2 separate regions of the Homo sapiens genome follow, and region 2 is linked to region 1. Evidence: read pairs that join two places in POLR2A ChIA-PET (ENCODE). Cell type or tissue: Caco-2. All regions are shown on one strand. Each heading gives the region's core, and the rest is flanking DNA. Links, peaks and the distances in the headings are about the cores only. Region 1 overlaps BCO1 (beta-carotene oxygenase 1). Region 2 has its middle 29 kb from the start of CMIP.

Region 1 (8,963 bases), core at 2,267-7,266:
AAAGTGCTGGGATTACAGGCGTGAGCCACCGTGCCCAGCCAATGCGCTCAGTTGAAATGCACTCTGTCCCACTCTCTAGCTGAGTCTCCTTGGACAAGTCCATTCATTCTGCACTTTGGCGTATGGAACACAGACCTCTCTATGCCAGCCTTTGTGTCATGTGCTGCTGATACGCTGTGAGCACAGCAACACAATTCTCGCCTCACGGGCTTATATTCTGGGGCAGAAGTTCTCCATCATGGCAATGGTGCTCCCATGAGATGCTGGCAATGTCTGGAGACATATTTGGCTGCTCCAATTCAGGATGGGGGTCTTCCTGGCTTCCAGTGGGTAGAGGCCAGGGATGTGGCTAAACATCTTACAATTCCCTGGACAGCACCCACTGCAAAGAATGACCCAGCCCCAGATGGCGATGGTGCCCAGATTGAGGAGCCCTGCTCCACGGGTGTGACTCCTGTTCTAGAGGGTCTGCTTTCTGTGTGTACCTCAAGGACTCCCAGGCCTAGTTTTCTTCGCTATATTACGGGGCCGATAACACCTATTTTTGCAGGATATTGTGGATGTTGAGAGGAAGAAATGGAAATGTATTGTGCCTGTTCAGTAAGCCCATGTTCAGTAAGGGACAGCATTTGCAGAAGTCATCTGGCCCAACAACCACCCACTGCCTTCCTATTTTTATTTTTATTTTTGTGAGACAGTGTCTTGCTCTGTTGCCCAGGCTGGAGTACAATAGCACAATCTCAACTCACTGCAATCTCCACCTCCTGGGCTCAAGTGATTCTCATGCCTCAGCCTCCTGAGTAGCTGGGACCACAGGCATGCGCCACCACACCCGGCTAATTTTTGTATTTTTAGTAGAGATGGGGTTTCGCCATGTTGCTCAGGCTGGTCTTGAACTCCTGGCCTCAAGTGATCTGCCTCCCTCAGCTTCCCAAAGTGCTGAGACTACAGGTGGGAGCCACCGTGCCTGGCCTCACCCATTGCCTTCCTAGGAAGCATTTGAAGATAGAGAAAAGAGAAATGTCCCCAGATGCTTTTCACCAGGGCATCCCAAGACCCTTTCCTTTTTGGCCCTTGTCCATGCACAGGAGGGAATTATTATGTAAAGAGGCCTCTGGGCTCCCTGTGAAAATCTGCCCCTTTCCTAAACTCAGGACAAGAGGATGCATTTTACCTTCATAAAGAAATTCCGGCTGGCAGTAGACTTGGCCATCTTCTTCCTTCAGGGCCGTGGCTGTTGTAGATGCCACTTTGATTAAATTTGTGCCCACTTCTGCATTCTGAAAAAATTCAGTTTTCAAAAAGTAAAATAAAAACGTGTAATCCAGAGCAAACATTTGCTTTAGTGTATATATTTTTTAAAATGCTTGAATACATGTCATCTTGGCTTAGCCTCACATTAATCATAGGAAGCAGCTCGTTTCCTGTTGTTATCCTTAGTCTCAGTTTAAAAAATGAGGATTGGCCATTTAAGGTGACTCCTCCAAGGTCACATACCTGGTAGGTGATAGGACTCTTTTCTCTTACTCTGAGCCTGCCTTATCCCTCACAGGGAAAATTAATGTGCTTCTGAGAGTAAGTTCTCACTTTTAAAGTACTAGATGATTCACCTATAAAAAGCTGCATCAGTCGTTAAAAGGATGCTTCTAAAGAGTTTACAACAACATGGGAAATGCTTATCACATAACACTGAGTAAAAGCAGCAACAGGACAAATTGCGTATGCAGTCTGAGCTCAACCACATTAAAAAAGTTACACGGAGAAGAGACAGAGAAATATACTAAATGTGTGTGTGTGTGTGTGTGTGTGTGTCTGTGTGTGTGTGTAATTTTTTTTTTTTTTTTTTTTTTTTTTTTTTTTTTTTTTTGAGATGGAGTCTCACTCTGTTGCCCAGACTGGAGTCCGGAGTGCAGTGGTGTGATCTTGGCTTACCGCAACCTCTGCCTCCCAGGTTCAATCGATTCTCCTGCCTCAGCCTCCAGAGTAGCTGGGATTACAGGTTCATTCCACCATGCCTGGCTAATTTTTATATTTTTAGTGGAGATGGGGTTTCATCATGTTGGCCAGGGTGGTCTTGAACTCCTGACCTCAAGTGATCCACCCGCCTCGGCCTCCCAAAGTGCTGGGATTACAGGCGTGAGCCACCACGCCCAGCCAGAAATATACTAAATATTAAAAATACAACAGATGATGGGATTGGGGGGACTTTAATTTCTTTTTTGTATGCCTCTCTGTATTTTCAGTATTTTCTTCTAGGAAAAGTTATCACTGCAGAAATGAAAACAAACATGCAATAAAAATTATTTGGTGGCAAAACAGCCTTCAAGGACATTTCTTGGTCTCAATTTACAGTCAGATTTTGCTGTGTTCAGTATCTTACTGTCATCAGTATAAGCAAGGGGAGGGATTTAGCATGATTAAATATTTATTGAGCATCTACTACTCCCTGTTTCCCTCATGTACTAACCGTGGGGCCTTGAGCAAGTCAGTTGGCCTCTCTATAGTTCCGTTTCCTTATGTGTATATTAATAGCATATGCATCTTTGAGTTATTGTGCAGACTGAATGACATCATCTGCACAAATGATTCACAAGAATGCCTGCTTCACAATAAGTGCTAGATGAATGTCAGCTGCTTCTATTGATGACGTTGTTATATTATTATTACTATTATTACCATACTACTACTACTATCACTTATTATTATTATATTGCTGCCACCACTACTGGAGGTGACTACGGGTTAGGCTCTGGAAGATATTGAGGAACAAGAGGATGGAACATTATTGTTATGGCTGACTTCTCATTTAAACTTTTCTCTACTTTCTACATTTTCTAAGATAGCTTCTATTTTATTTTGGGACAGGGTCTTGCTCTGTCGCCCAGGCTGGAGTACAGTAGTGTGATGACAGCTCACTGTAGCCTTAAACTCCCAGGCTCAAGTGATCCTTCCACCTCAGCCTCCTGAGTAGCTGGGGGACTACGGGCATGCGTCACCATCCTTGGTTAATTTTTGTATTTTTTGTAGAGACAGGGTCTCACTATGTTGCCCAGCTTGGTCTCGAACTCCTGGGCTCAAGTGATCCTCCTCTCTTGACCTCCCAAAGTGCTGGGATTACAAGCATGAGCCAGTACACCTGGCTCAAAATGGCTTTTATAATTAAAACCAACCTATTTTAGGGATAGCAGCATTTTTGTTGGAGAGCATGAAAAGTTTACTGCAACTTAGCAGCTGAACCGCAAGGGTCCTCGGAAATTTGTTTAATTCAGTCTCGATTTGTAGAAGTAACTGAGGCCTAGAGAAGGAAAGGGACTGGTCCAAAGTCACATGGAGAGAAGCAGACCCTGTGCCTGGGGCCTTTGCATTGATTCTTTGGCCCAGAAGCAAGAGCATTGCTGGTAGAGGGTGAAGGCAGTGCAAAGGCCCTGAGGCTGGTTCTTCCCCAAACCCTGAGGTCTCAGAAGAAACACCCCTTCCCTAACAACTCCATTGGAATCTGCAGTGTCTCCAAGGCACTGGCCCTGAGCTGTAATTATCTCCTTTATGAAGCTCTTTTCCTTATTTTAGCTTGTCTGCCGCATGAAGCCAGGGACCAGATTTTGCTCAGTGCCTGGCACCTAGTGCCCAGGAAGTAATCGCTGAATTAATGAGTGAATGCACAACTCAATAAGCTTTTCTTTGGGCTGTCAAGGGGCAAGACTTGTTTTGCACGGTGGCTGTAAGAATCAAATGAGAGGAAATGCAGAGACAAAGGAGCCCAGCACCTGGCACATCGGTGGCTTCTTAGAAACATTTAGCTGAGTGCGGGGGCTCATGCCTGTAATCCCAGCACTTTGGGAGGCCGAGGTGGGTGGATCATCTGAGGTCAGGAGTTCGAGACCAGCCTGGCTAACATGGTGAAACCCCATCTCTACTCAAAATGTAAAAATTAGCCCTGCGTGGTAGCACATGCCTGTAGTCCCAGCTGCTCAGGAGACTGAGGCAGGAGAATCGCTTGAACCTGGGAGGCGGAGGTTGCAATGAGCCGAGATCGCGTCACTGCACTCCAGCCTGGGCGACAGAGCGAGACTCTGTCTCAAAAAAAAATAAAATAAAATAAACAGAAACTTTCAATGCCTCCACCTCCATGGCTCTGCAAGCTGGTGGGAGGCCCTTCCTGGTACCTTGCTAAGCATGTGACAGCAAGAGACCTCTGGGCACATTCCAGCCTTGATTCTTAGGGAGTTGGTCTGCACAGACATCTTATAACTCCAGCCCCAAACTGGTCGGACTGGTTGAGGAATAAACTGTGAATTTTTCCACACACAGCAATAACAAACATGACTTGGCTGCTTTCAGTGGCCAGCATGCTCAGTTTTAGGAAGACATCACTTTCCAGCCAGAATCCAGCACCATCTTGCAAGCTTACATTGAAATCCCGACACTTAAGGGAACTCTCATAAGAAGCAGTCATCACTGTCATCCCCTAGAATGCTGCCTGCCATATGAAATTCAACGCTGTGGTTTTCCATGCAGATTCGAGCAGACCTCTTTTTCTCAGAGCTAGTTTCCTCCACTGTGTAAAATCGGGGTGGTGATTCATAACTTTTAGTGTGGTGCTGGGTATAAGTGAGGCGGTTTCCACCTGCATCTGAGCATTATGTTAGGATTAAATTAAATAATGGTTGAGAAAAATAGGCTGGTCCAGGGCCACACACATCGTGCAGGCAGACAGGCGTACATTCCAGTTCCAGCTCAAGTCCTGGGGATGATTCTAAAAAGTTGGGCAAGTTACTTTCTCATCTGTAGACGTGGGGGATCATAAATAACTTAGAACATTGTGATGAAGATTAGCAAAGCACTTCACAGCCCCTAAAATTCACAGGAGCCAGGAGGAGAGTACAAGTGGAGGCCCACCAACCTTCTGTCTAAATACACCAAGCAAATTAAGTCCAACACCATCTCTCTCCCTGCCTTGACACGCAGCCCTTCATGATGGCGTGGAACAGGCTGTCCCAAACGGCAATCGCTAGCCATATGTTGCGATTTAAATTTAATTTTATTTTATTTTACTTTTTTTTTTTTTTTTTTTGAGACCGAGTCTCACTCTGTCATCCAGGCGGAATACGGTGGCACGATCTCAGCTCACTGCAACCTCCGCCTCCCGGGTTCGAGCAGTTCCCCTGCCTCAGCTTCCTGAGTAGCTGAGGTTACAGGCATGAGCCACCATGCCTGGCTAAGTTTTGTATTTTTAGTAGAGATGGGGTTTCATCATGTTGGCCAAGCTGGTCTTGAACTCCTGACCTCAAGTGATCTGCCTGGCTTGGCCTCCCAAAGTGCTGGGTTTACACGCGTGAGCCACCATGCCTGGCCTTAAATTTAATTTTAAAATAAGCTTAAGTAAAATTAAAAATTCAATTCCTTAGCTGCACCAGCCACATTTCAAGTGTACAATAACAACTCGTAGTTAGTAGCTACTGTGTTGGACAGACAGAATGTTCCAGCAATGCACTGTGCTGGTCTGAAAGGATGACTGTGAATTGAGAACCCCAGGACTCCTTAGAGTTCTGAGCTGGAATAAGGCAGTCTCTGGCCCTTGGCTCCTTCCTGCCTCATCCCAGGCTCCATCCCTCACTGCGTGGATGCCCTAGCCAGCACAACCAAGGCAACAGCCAGCCCTGGCCACCTCATGGGCCTGTGGCAGGAACAGCAGAGTGGCAGTCTGCCCTTAGGAAGACGGGTATTGGAAGCAAGGCTGGGCCCTTCAGGAGCTTCTGGGATCCCAGGTGTCCAGCACATGGTTGGGGTGGGGGTGGAAGCACCCCTCTGGGTAGTCAGAATGCCTTGGCCCTGTGAACTCACCCTGTGGAGTACGGGTCCTGCTAGAGAAAGAAAGCCTGGACCACAGTCCTCCAAAGTGCCAAACCCAGAGCAGGGGCCCCTCTTGCCAGGGTCTAAGAGCAGAAAAGGCATTGAACACAGAGCCTGGCACCTAGCGGGTCCTCCATGAATGGTGCTTCTCTTACTGGAGTGTCTGCATTTGTGCATTTGGAGACAGAAACCAAACCCACTGATCCAGTCATCAAAGCCATCCCTTCCAGGTCCACAGTGCTTCCTCCTGTGAATGCCCCTTAGGCGTGGGTGCACACGAACCTCGGGCCTCACACAGCGCCCTGCAGCACCAGGGCAGGGCCAAGGTCCAGATGACCCACCCCTGCCCACACCCCTCCCAGCCACACCCCGCCACTGCTAAGCCCTGCCTCAGGCACCCCCACACCGCCCTGCGTAAACAGGCCCACGGTGCCCAGAGGCCCTGCCAGCCCTGCCTTCCTTTGACCCCAGCTGGTCCCAAAGCAAGAGAATCTGGGACATTCAGGACCTCCTGGCCTTTTAAATAGAATTTGCTATTGCCTGTTCTATGTGGGAAGCACTTTTCACTTGGGACGGGTTCCAAAGGCTGAAGGAAGATGCTGCGCCCTTTTAGAGAACTTGCTTCCCATTTTTCATGTATTCATCATTCATTCATTCATTTCAAATATTTAAGAGCACCCTCTGAGTGCAGCAGATGAACTGCTGATGAGACAGAGTCCCTGTCCTCCCAGAACTTAGGCTTGAACAGGAAGAGGGAAATGAACAAGTTACTTACACTTGAGATAAATGTTGACAAAGAGTTACAAGGCGCCATTAGAGGATACGGACTCAGCTGCGGGGTCATGCTGCTGATCCCTGACCTTGGAGGTTCTCTGCCACGGCTGCACTGCAGAATCACTGGGGGTTTCTGAGACCACACCCGGGCCTGGGCTTCCCCGGTCTGGGCGGAAGCCAAGGCCCGGACATGGGGGTCTCAGGGCTCTCCAGGGGATCCCAATGTGCAGCCAGCCAGGGGGAGCAGGAGTGTCAGCCCAGGAGGACAGGGTTTCAGACAGAGGGGAAAGCAATGTCCTGCAAAGGCCTCAGGCCCAGAGGGCATCTGAGTAAGGGCAGCATCTTCCTGAAGTCGCTTCTCCAGTAAACCTCTGGATGGGGTGGAGCCAAAGCTGCTGGATCAGGGCATGTAAGGCTCTGTCCACCTGCCTGACTTTCTGATTTCACTATGCAGGCGGAGCCATTGAAAGTGCAGTAAGAAGACATATTTAAGGGACAATAAGTAGCAATTAAAAAGCGTGGCTGGAGCTACCCATCCCAGGGCTTGCTTTCCTTTGCTAGTTTCAAAGCAGCAGATGGTTCATATGACAGCTTTCTTTTTTTTTTTTTTTGAGATGGAGTCTCACTCTGTTGCCCATGCTGGAGTGCAGTGGCGGGATCAGGCTGGAGTGCAGTGGTGGGATCTCAGCTCACTGCAGCCTCCACCTCCTGGGTTCAAGCAATTCTCCTGCCTCAGCCTCCTGAGTAGCTAAGATTACAGGCAGGGGCCACCACGCCAAGCTAATTTTTACATTTTTAGCAGAGACAGGGTTTCACCTTGTTGGCCAGGCTGGTGTTGAACTCCTGACCTCAGGTGATCACCTGCCTGGGCCTCCTAAAGTGTTGGGATTACAGGCGTGAGCCACTGTGCCTGAACACCTGATGGCTTTTAAAGATACACAAGCTAGGGGGCTGGGCGCAGTGGCTCACGCCTGTAATCCCAGCACTTTGGAAGGCTGAGGCAGGCGGATCACGAGGTCAGAAGATCGAGACCATCCTGGCTAATACGGTGAAACCCCGTCTCTACCAAAAATACAAAACAATAAGCCAGGTGTAGTGGCGGGCGCCTGTAGTCCCAGCCACTAGGGAGGCTGAGGCAGCAGAATGGCGTGAACCCGGGAGGCGGAGCTTGCAGTGAGCCGAGATCACGCCACTGCACTCCAGCCTGGGCGACAGAGCGAGACTCTGTCTCAAAAAAAAAAAAAAAAAAAAAAAGATACACAAGCTAACATTCTTAGCTTGGTTCCAAGGCAGCAAAGCATTCTCGAGCATGACAAAAGGTTATAAAATCTTGTAAGGTGTGGCAGTGGGAGGGAGTATGTTCCTCTCTGTGTACTATCCCTAGGCTGAGGTCAGCCTTGAGACTTACTACCTTTGTGCCTTGTTACTCCTCAGTACTTCCTGGAACCAGGAGAAAGTCTGAGGGGCTGCACTGCGGTGCTTCTGGAGCAAGGGGTGCAGGCGCCCAGGGCTCATGTGCTGATTTCATGGGACGTGGCTGTTCATCCAATAGCCCTGAGTCACATAGGGGAGAAAATCAATGCCTTTTTCTCTTCCAGTTGTTCTGACTAGGTCAAGGAGAGTCTCAGTGCGGTGCCACGATGTCTTTAATGCCTAATACTTTTAAAACTTGGCTTTTTCACAGAGAGATCAGGTCTTGGTAAGCCACAGCCCTCTGGCTGGAGCTCAAGACCTCTGCTTTATTTCCACTATTTTATTCTCATGCTTGTCTTCTCTGTGCAGCAAGCATTGCCAGCTTTCTACTGGGTAGTGATGTGTTTCCTTTCAAATGAGCTAAGTAGAGAGTGAATTGATTGAAATGAAAAAAAAAAAAGGATTTTTAAATGTTAAGTAGAGGTGATATAAAATATGACAAAAACCATGGCAGAGACACACAAATGGCCATGGGTGGGAAAATGCTGGAGAGATGGGAGAGGACCCCAGCTCTGGAGTCAGACAAACCTCAGTTCAAACGCCAGCTCCCCTGCCCGCTGGCTGGGAGGGTGGCTGAATTCCTGCACTGAGAAACTGGGCGGTAAGGGTGGGAAAAGGCTCCCTGGACACTGTAGGACCGTCTGCCAGGCCTGCAGAGTGCCAAGTGTGGCCCATCTGAGGCTCTTTCCTAGGACTTAGGGCTACTGGGGAGAATAGCAGAGTTCCTCCTCCTTCGTAGTTACAAACAGGGGTTTAGGGCCGGCCACGGTGGCTCATGCCTGTAATCTCAGCACTTTGGAAGGCCGAGGTGGGTGGATAACTTGAGGTCAGGAGTTCAAGACCAGCCTGGCCAACATGGTGAAACC
Region 2 (8,963 bases), core at 1,557-6,556, 140 kb before region 1:
CTGCAAGCCAGGGAGAGAGGCCTCAGGAGCAGCCAACCCTGCCCACATCGTATTATTATTATTATTTTTTTAAACAGAGTCCCACGCTGTTGCCCAGGCTGGAGTGCAGTGGCGTGATCTCGGCTCACTGCAACCTCTTCCTCCCGAGTTCTAGAGGTTCTTGTTCCTCAGCCTCCCGAGTAGCTGGGATTACAGGCTACTCAAGCACGCACCACCACGCCTGGCTAATTTTTGTATTTTTAGTAGAGACAGGGTTTCACCATGTTGGCCAGGGTGGTCTCAACTCCTTAGCCTCATGTGATCCACCTGCCTCGTCCTCCCAAAGTGCTGAGATTACAGGTGTGAGCCACCACGCCCAGCCCCCTGCCCACACCTTCGACCAAAACGGTGAGAAAAGAAATTTCCGGTGTTTAAGACACCTAGTCTGTGGTATTTTATTATGGCAGCTCTTGTCAACTAACACACCTTGTAAAGTTAACAATGTTCAAATAATCTTCCCTGCAATTTAGCTCTTACATATAAATGTTAGGCCTTTGTTACTCAAACTGTGATTCCTGAACTGGTAGCATCCACGTCAACTGCAAGCTCCTTAGAAATGCAGAATCTTGGCCCCACGCGGACCTCCTGAATTGGAGCCCGCATTTTAACTTTGACTTTTTGTTTAGTTTTGTTTGTTTTTGAGACTGAGATTCACTCTTTTCACCCAGCCTGGAGTGCAATGGCACCATCTCAGTTCACTGCAACCTCCGCCTCCCAGGTTCAAGTAATACTGCCTCAGTGTCCCAAGTAGCTGGATTTTACAGGTGCCTACCACCACACCAAGCTAATTTTTATACTTTTAGTAGAGGTGGGGTTTTGCCATGTTGGTTAGGCTGGTCTTGAACTCCTGACCTCAGGTGATCCACCCGCCTCGGCCTCCCAAAGTGCTGGGATTATAGGCGTGAGCCACCACGCACTTTTTTTTTTTTTTTTTTTTTTTTTTTTTTAAAAAGAGATGCGGTCTTGCTGTGTAGCCCGGGCTGCCAGGCTGGAGTGCAGTGGCTATTCACAGGTGTCATTGAGCTGTAAAGCCTCGAATTCCTTGGCTCAAATAATCTTCCCACCTCAACCTAACTTCGACTTTTAGCTAGTGATTCTTTTTCTCAAACTTTATTTATTTATTTACTTATTTTTTAATTCTTTGAGACAGAGTCTCACTCTGTCACCCCGGCTGGAGCGCAGTGCTGCGATCGATCTCGGCCCACTGCAACCTCCACTTCCTGCCTCAAGCCATCCTCCAGCCTCAGTCTCCCCAGGTAGCTGGGACCACAGGTGTGAGCCACCATGCCCAGTTCATTGTTGTATTTTTTATAGAGATGCGGTGTCACTATGTTGCACAAGCTAGTCTCAAACTCCTGAGCTCAAGGCGATCAGCCCACCTCACCTCCTAAGGATTACAGGTGCAAGCCACCACACCAGGCCTTTTCTCAAACTTTAATATTCACACACATCACCTGGGGGTCTTGTCAAAATGCAGATTCTGTCAAAGCACTATTCACAATAGCAAAGACATGCAATCAACCTAGATGCCCATCAACAGTGGACTAAATAAAGAAAATGTGGGCCTGGCGCGGTGACTCATGCCTGTAATCCCAACACTTTGGGAGGCCGAGGCGGGCAGATCACCTGAGGTCGGGAGTTTGAGACCAGCCTGACCAACATGGAGAAACCCTGTCTCTACTAAAAATACAAAATTAGCCGGGCGTGGTGGCACATGCCTGTAATCTCAGCTATTTGGGAGGCTGAGGCAGGAGAATTGCTTGAACCCGGGAGGCAGAGGTTGCAGTGAGCCGAGACGGTGCCATTGCACTCCAGCCTGGGTAATAAGAGCGAAACTCTGTCTCAAAAGAAAAAGAAAAAGAAAAAAAAAGAAAACGTGGTACACATGCACCATGGAATACTATGCCACCATAAAAAACAACAAAATCAGGCCCGGCGCGGTGGCTCACACCTGTAATCCCAGCACTTTGGGAGACCAAGGTGGGCAGATCACGAGGTCGGGAGATGGAGACCATCCTGGCTAACACGGTGAAACCCTGTCTCTACTAAAAATGCAAAAAATTAGCCGGGTGTGGTGGTGGGCATCTGTAGTCCCAGCTACTCGGGAGGCTGAGGCAGGAGAACGGCGTGAACCCGGGAGGCGGAGCTTGCAGTGAGCCGAGATTGCACCACTGCACTCCAGCCTGGGCGACAGAGGGAGACTCCATCTCAAAAAAAAAAAAAAAAAAAAAAAAAAAGAACAAAATCATGTCCTTTACAGCAACATGGGTGGAGCTGGAGGCTATTATCCTAAGCGAAGTAATGCAGAAGTAGAAAACCAAATACTGCATGTTCTTATGAGTGGGAGCTAAACATTGAGTACACATGGACATAAGGAAGGAAACAACAGACACCAGTTCCTACTTGAGGGTGGAGGGTGGGAGAAGGGTGAGGATTGAAAAACTACCTGTCACTTATTATGCTAATTACCTGAGTGACAAAAATCATCTGTACACCAAACCTCCAAGACACAAAATTTACCCATGTAACAAACTTGCACATGTACCCCTTGAACCTAAAATAAAAGTTACAAAGAAGTCCGGGTGTGGTGGCTCACGCCTGTAATCCCAGCACTTTGGGAGGCTGAGGCGGGCAGATTGCCTGCAGTCAGGAGTTCAAGACCAGCCTGGCCAACACGGCGAAACCCCGTCTCTACTAAAAAATACAAAAATTAGCCAGGTGTAGTGGCGCACACTATAGTTCCAGCTATTCAGGAGGCTGAGGTAGGAGAATCGCTTGAACCTGGGAGGCGGAGGTTGCAGTGAGCCAAGATTGTGCCACTGCACTCCAGCCTGGGCAACACGGTAAGACTCCATCTCTAAAAAAAAAAAAAAAATTGGAAGGAAAAAAAGAAATAAAACAAAATGCAGATTCTGGTCTGGAAGGTCTGGGGCGGGGCTGAGACTGGGCATTTCTCACAAGCTCCTGGGGCTGCTGCTGGTCTGAGAAACGTACTTGGAGGCACAAGGAACAAAGCCACCATCCTCCACCCAGCCCTGACTGCACGCTGTGACAGAGGACTGTACCTGGGCCTCCCAAAGGCTAATTAAATGAGACTCCCTGGGTTGGGGACTGGGCTTTGGCATTTTTTAAAAGCTCTCAGAAGATTCTAAAGTGCTGCTGAGATTGGGAAGTGCTGTCTTAGAGCTGTGAGTCACCTGGGAGGCCCCCAAAGCTCACAGGGGCTCGGGCATCTTGGGGCAGACTACGACATGGCCATTGTAGTTTCCTCTAGTTCCCAGATGAACCCATGTGCCCTCCCCGCTGCCACAACTTTTGAGAGCCACTCTAGAGCAGTGGTTCTCAAACTTGAGCTTGCATCAGAACCCCTGGAGGACCCCTGAAAACACAGATTGCCAGGCCCCGCCCAACAGTGTCAGCAGGTCTGAGCTGCAGCCTGGAAATGTGCTTTGCTAACAAAATCCTAGCTGCTGCTGCTGCTGCCGCCGGCCCGAGGACCACACTGTGGCAACAAGCTCTCGGATGCTGCTTGAATCAGTGCCCAAAGAGACTGTTTCAAATATTCACTGAAGCGTTTTTGAACGTTAAAAAATGAGAAATCATCCATGTGGCCATTGTTATGGGTTGAATGGTGTCCTCCCCACTAAAGATGTGGAAATCCTAAGCAGAGTATCTGTGAATGTGATCTTATTTGGAAACAGGGGGCTGGACGCAGTGGCTCATGCCTGTAATCCCAGCACTTTGGGAGACCGAGGCAGGCAGATCACCTGAGGTCAGGAGTTCGAGAAACATACAGTGCTAGGTGGTGAAACCCCACCTCTATTAAAAAAATTAAAAAATTAGCCAAGTGTGGTGGTGCGTGCCTATAATCCCAGCTACCCAGGAGGCTGAGGCAGGAGAATTGCTGGAACCCAGGAGGTGGAGGCTGCGGTGAGTTGAGATCCCACCACAGCACTCCAGCTTGGGTGACAGAGGGAGATTCCGTCTCAAAAAAAAAAAAAAAAAAAAAATTAGCCCAGCTTGGTGGCGGATGCCTGTAATTCCAGCTACTCAGAAGGCTGAAGTATGAGAATTGCTTGAACCCGGGAGGCGGAAGTTGCAGTGAGCTGAGATGGCACCACCGCACTCCAGCCTGGGCAACAGAGTGAAACTGTGTCTCAAAAAAAAATAATAAAAAAAAAATAGGCAATAGGGTATTTGGAGGTGATCAAGTTGAGTCATTAGGATAGGCCCCAATTCAATATGCCTGGTGTCCTTATGAAAAGGGAAATTTTGGACACAGAGACAGAAATGCATAGAAGGAAACGACTGACAGGCTCAGGGGGGATGCCATTTCCAGGCCAGGGAATGGCTGAGGCTACCTACTGGAACCCAGGGGAGGCGTGAAACAGATCCTCTCTCGCTGCCCGCAGAAAGAAGCAGTGCTGCCGGCACCTGACTGCAGTCTTCAGCCTCCGGAACTGCAAGGCAGCACGCCGTTGTTGCTCGGGCCACCCAGTGTGTGGTAGTCTGTTACGGTTGCCCTGGGAAACCAACACAGCCATCTCCCAATGAATGACTCGTTAATTATGGTCCAACCCACCCCATGGAATACCCTAGGACAGTGGAAGTGACCCACAGAGGCAACAGGCAGGGTGACCCAGGCAGGATGATACCACTTACATAATGCTCCATCTGGTTACTGCAAACATGAGCGAGTATTAACAATATAAAAACACGCACACAGGGAGGGGAACATCACACACCGGGGCCTATCGGGGGGTCGGGGGCTAGGGGAGGGATAGCAATAGGAGAAATACCTAACGTAGATGACAGGTTGATGCGTGCAGCAAACCACCATGGCACGTGTATACCTATGTAACAAACCTGCACGTTCTGCACAGGTACCTCAGAACGTAAAGTATAATAAAAATAAATAAATGAATAATTTAAACAAACAAAAACATGCACGGGAAGAGAAATACCAGGTTTTATCTGGAGAGTGGTGACACGTCCCTTGAGAGAGAAAACCTGGATGTAAAAGAACCCCTTGAAATCAGGGGTTTCCGCTGTATTCTATAATGTTGTGTTTCTTGGAAAGGATTGAAAAGAATTAGATAGAATTCATTTGATTAACAAATACTATTTCAGTGCTTACTGAGTTGGGGCAGGGCTTAGCCCCATGCACAATTGCATCCAAGAATCCAGGGTTTTGCTCTGTTGCCCAGGCTGGAGTGTAGTGATGTGATCACAGCTTACTGCAGCCTTGACACTCCCCCACCACTTTCCCGCCCCCCACCCCCACCCCGCCACTTCCCTGCCTCCCCCCCGCCCTCCCTCCCCCCGACCCAAGTACCTAGACTCCTGGGTTCAAACAACCCTCCTGCCTGGGTCTCCCAAAATGCTGAGATGACAGGCATAAGCAACTGTGCTGGGCCAGGAAATGCTTCTCAATTCAAGATCCCTCTCTAGGAACATACCACTGCCTTCTCCTCTCCAAACAATGTGTTTTTCCACACATAAGGTGAGTTTCAGAAAGCAGCAGTCTACTCACGTTTGCAAGCACACACACACACACACACACACACACACACACACTTCAAAAAGAACAACACAACAAAGCAATTTTCTCGCCGCACTTTTTTTTTTTCCGTAAAGAAGCAGACAATTCAGATCCCTCTTTCGCATCATGGTAATAGAAAAGAACAAAAACACACCAAAGAAAGAAGCCGACAGCAAGACAACCAGGCATTTCCACTGAACAAGACATGCAAATCCCGGAACCTGCAGACCCTGAAGGCCCATGAGGAAATGCAAAGAATAAACAAACTCATGGGAAATCATTCAATGAGCGTGGCCAGGATCCCCACCCCCACGTATACCAGGAGAACCAGGGCAGGGTTGCTTCTCGGGAGCTGAAGTGGGCTCTGAGGGTCCCTGCCTGAGCTGTCAGCTCAGAAAGCCAAGAAAGAGGCAAGCCCTGGAAAAACTGCACTTGCTCTATGGAGCAAGTCACCGTCAGAGGCCAGGAGGCTGGGGTGTGGGTATGAGACCAGGCAGAAGGAGGTTGGCCAGGGGATCCCCCGTGATGGTCTCAGAGACAGACCATTTGTGAGTGCCCAGCAATGAGGCAGTAGACTAGCAATGAAACTGAGATTTAAGCACCATTTTATTCTATTTGTAATTTCTTTCTTTTTTTTTCCTGTTTATTTTTTTTTGAGACAGTCTCACTCTGCTGCCCAGACTGGAGTGCAGCAGCGCAATCTCAGCTCACTGCAACCTCCACCTCCCAGGTCCAAGCGACTCTCCTGCCTCAGCCTCCCAAGTAGCTGGGACTACAGGCATGCACCACCAGACCTGGCTAATTTTTTGTATTTTCAGTAGAGATGGGGTTTCACCATATTGCCTAGACTGGTCTCGAACTCCTAAGCTCAAGCCGTCTGCCTGCCTCTGCCTCCCACATCTATTTGCAATGTTTTGAATAACACCCAAGGCCAAGAAGATGCAGTGGAACTGGACGATGAAATTTACATGCAAGCAGGAGCTGAACCATCCTTTAATTCACTCAGCGTCTGTTTAGTGAGCACCTACCATGTGCCAGCCTGATGCCAGGCACGAGGAAGCTGTGTGATGAAGGGCTCACATGGTGTCCATGTGTGGGGCATCCGGGTCCCTGGCATTTGGCAGCCTCTGATTTGCCACTTGTGTTTAGCAGCCGTGGGTACAAAGTAGGGGGCCCAGAGTCTGTGCAGCTGCCCTTTAATCCAGTCGGCTCATTTACCACGCACAGCAAGTCTCTGGGCAGAGGCAGCATTATTTGCCTTTTACTAGGAAGACCAGCTTGTTCTGATTTGCCTGGGTCTTGCCTGGTTTTAGCACAGAAAGTCCCACATCCTGGGGACCCCCTTAAGCTGAGAAAACAGGGACAATTGGTCACTCTGCATTTTCCAGATGAGGAAACAAGGTTAGGGAGGTAAAGGGATTGGACCGAGGCTAATTTGCTGAGTAAGGGTTGAAAGCCAGGCCATTGGGTTTTGTAGTGGCCTAGGAGGGGAAGACAGACAAATCAAAGACCATGCGCCACCTCAAGGAAGCCCCCAGTGTGTTATTTTTGATGAAAGTAGCTGATGCTCAGTGCTGGTCAGGACTGGTGAGTGAGGCAGGACCAGGCGGACCCTGTGTCAGTATCGAGCTGACTGTCTCCTTGGAAAAGCAATTTGGCAACTCGTATTAATGCTGTGAAATTGTTCATACTCTTTGACTGAATAAGAGTATGCTTGGACACCTATTCTAATGAAATTATCCTTTTCTTTCTTGTCAAAAAGCTATCAGAGGCCAGGCGTGATGGCTCACACCTGCAATCCCAGCACTTTGGGAGGCTGAGGCAGGCGGATGACTTGAGGTTAGGAGTTCGAGACCAGCCTGGCCAACATGGTGAAACCCCATCTCCACTAAAAATATAAAAAAAATTGGCTGGGCGCGGTGGCTCACACCTGTAATCTCAGCACTTTGGGAGGCCAAGGCGGGCGGATCACAAGGTCAGGAGTTTGAGACCAGCCTGGCCAATATGGTGAAACCCCGTCTCTACTAAAAATACAAAAATTAGCCGGGTGTGGTGGTGGGTGCCGGTAGTCCCAGCTACTTGGGAGGCTGAGGCAGAAGAACCTCCAGGAAGCGGAGGTTGCAGTGAACTGAGATTGTTCTACTGCACTGCAGCCTGGGTGACAGAGCGAGACTCAGTCTCAAAAAAAAAATTATATATATATATATAAAAATTAGCCAGTCATGGTAGTGTGTGCCTATCATCCCAGCTACTCGGGAGGCTGAGGCAGGAGGATCACCTGAGCCCAGGAGGTAGAGGCTGCACTGAGCCAAGATGGTGCCACTGCACTCCAGCCTGGGCAACACGGCAAGACTCTGTCTCAAAAAAAAAAAAAAAAAAAAAAGCTATTTGGAAAGAAAATGTTCTCTGCAGCACTATCTGGAAGAGAAAAGAAATGTTAAGAGCCCAGGTAGGTCAATGGCTCCATACAGCATGAGCCCTCTGCCTCCATGATTACACAGCTATGAAAATGTCACTTTGATGACTGTGTAGCCACATGGAACACTCTTAGGATAGAAGCAGTATCTTATGGAACAGAAAAAGAATGATGCATGCCTTGGGTGCCTGCAACTTTGTAAAATGCTTCTGATTGAGGGCAAGGCTGGAACAGATTACGCTGAATGGGAGGTGTTGTGGGAATAAAGGAAGGTTTTTAGAAGTTATAAGTAGTGGCTGGGCCCAGTGGCCCTCACCTTCCAGCACCTTGGGAGGCTAAGGCAGGAGGATTGTTTGAACTCAGAAGTTTGAGACCAGCCTGAGCAATGTAGTGAGACCTCATCTCTACAAAAAAACTTTAAAATTAGCCAGTGTGGTTGCACACACCTGTGGTAGCAGGTGCACCCTGGAGGCTGAGGCAGGAGGATCGCAGTGAGCCGTGATCGTGCCACTGCACTCCAGCCTGGGCAACAGGAGAGACCACTTTGCCTCAATAATAATAATAACAATAATAATAATAATAATAAATAAAATAAAACTAGTTTTACATCCCATTATACTTTCTTTTAAAAAGCATGGAAGGAAAGCTAGGAATCCTAGGCTTCTGCATGTGGACAAAGATATCATTTGCAAAATGGTCTTGGCTGCACTGGTGGAAATAGTAAATGATTGGAAGCAACCTGAATTCCATCAAGAGAAGAATGTTTAAATAAAAAACTTATTCTTCCATACAGTGAGTGCTACTAAAAACAATGACGCCAGGCACAGTCGCTCATGCCTGTAATCCCAGCACTTTGGAAGGCTGAGGTGTGTGGATCACCTGAGGTCAAGAGCTCAAGACCAGCCTGGCCAACATGGAGAAACCCTGTCTCTACCAAAAATACAAAAATTAGCCGAGTGTGGTGGC

The links. ChIA-PET counts read pairs that join two places held together with the same protein. Peaks named below come from ENCODE experiments on the same cell type or tissue, not always from the same donor. Only the 100,000 strongest peaks of a DNase experiment are listed, where the experiment ranks them.
Region 2: POLR2A ChIA-PET joins it to region 1 with 5 read pairs; 4 of 35 experiments call an interaction of 5 or more read pairs at or near these places.

What each region holds. Positions count from the first base shown.
Region 1 is chr16:81,273,174-81,282,136 of GRCh38, reverse strand. BCO1 (beta-carotene oxygenase 1) reads right to left here. Exons shown (of 11, transcript NM_017429.3): 8 at 1,175-1,280. Among named protein-coding and RNA genes, the nearest start is that of GAN, 37 kb to the left of the region's middle. In Caco-2, for the core only: no CTCF peak of the experiment used is centred there; DNase peaks (open chromatin) are centred at 4,216, 6,186 and 7,006.
Region 2 is chr16:81,411,514-81,420,476 of GRCh38, reverse strand. No RefSeq gene overlaps it. Among named protein-coding and RNA genes, the nearest start is that of CMIP, 29 kb to the left of the region's middle. In Caco-2, for the core only: no CTCF peak of the experiment used is centred there; no DNase peak of the experiment used is centred there.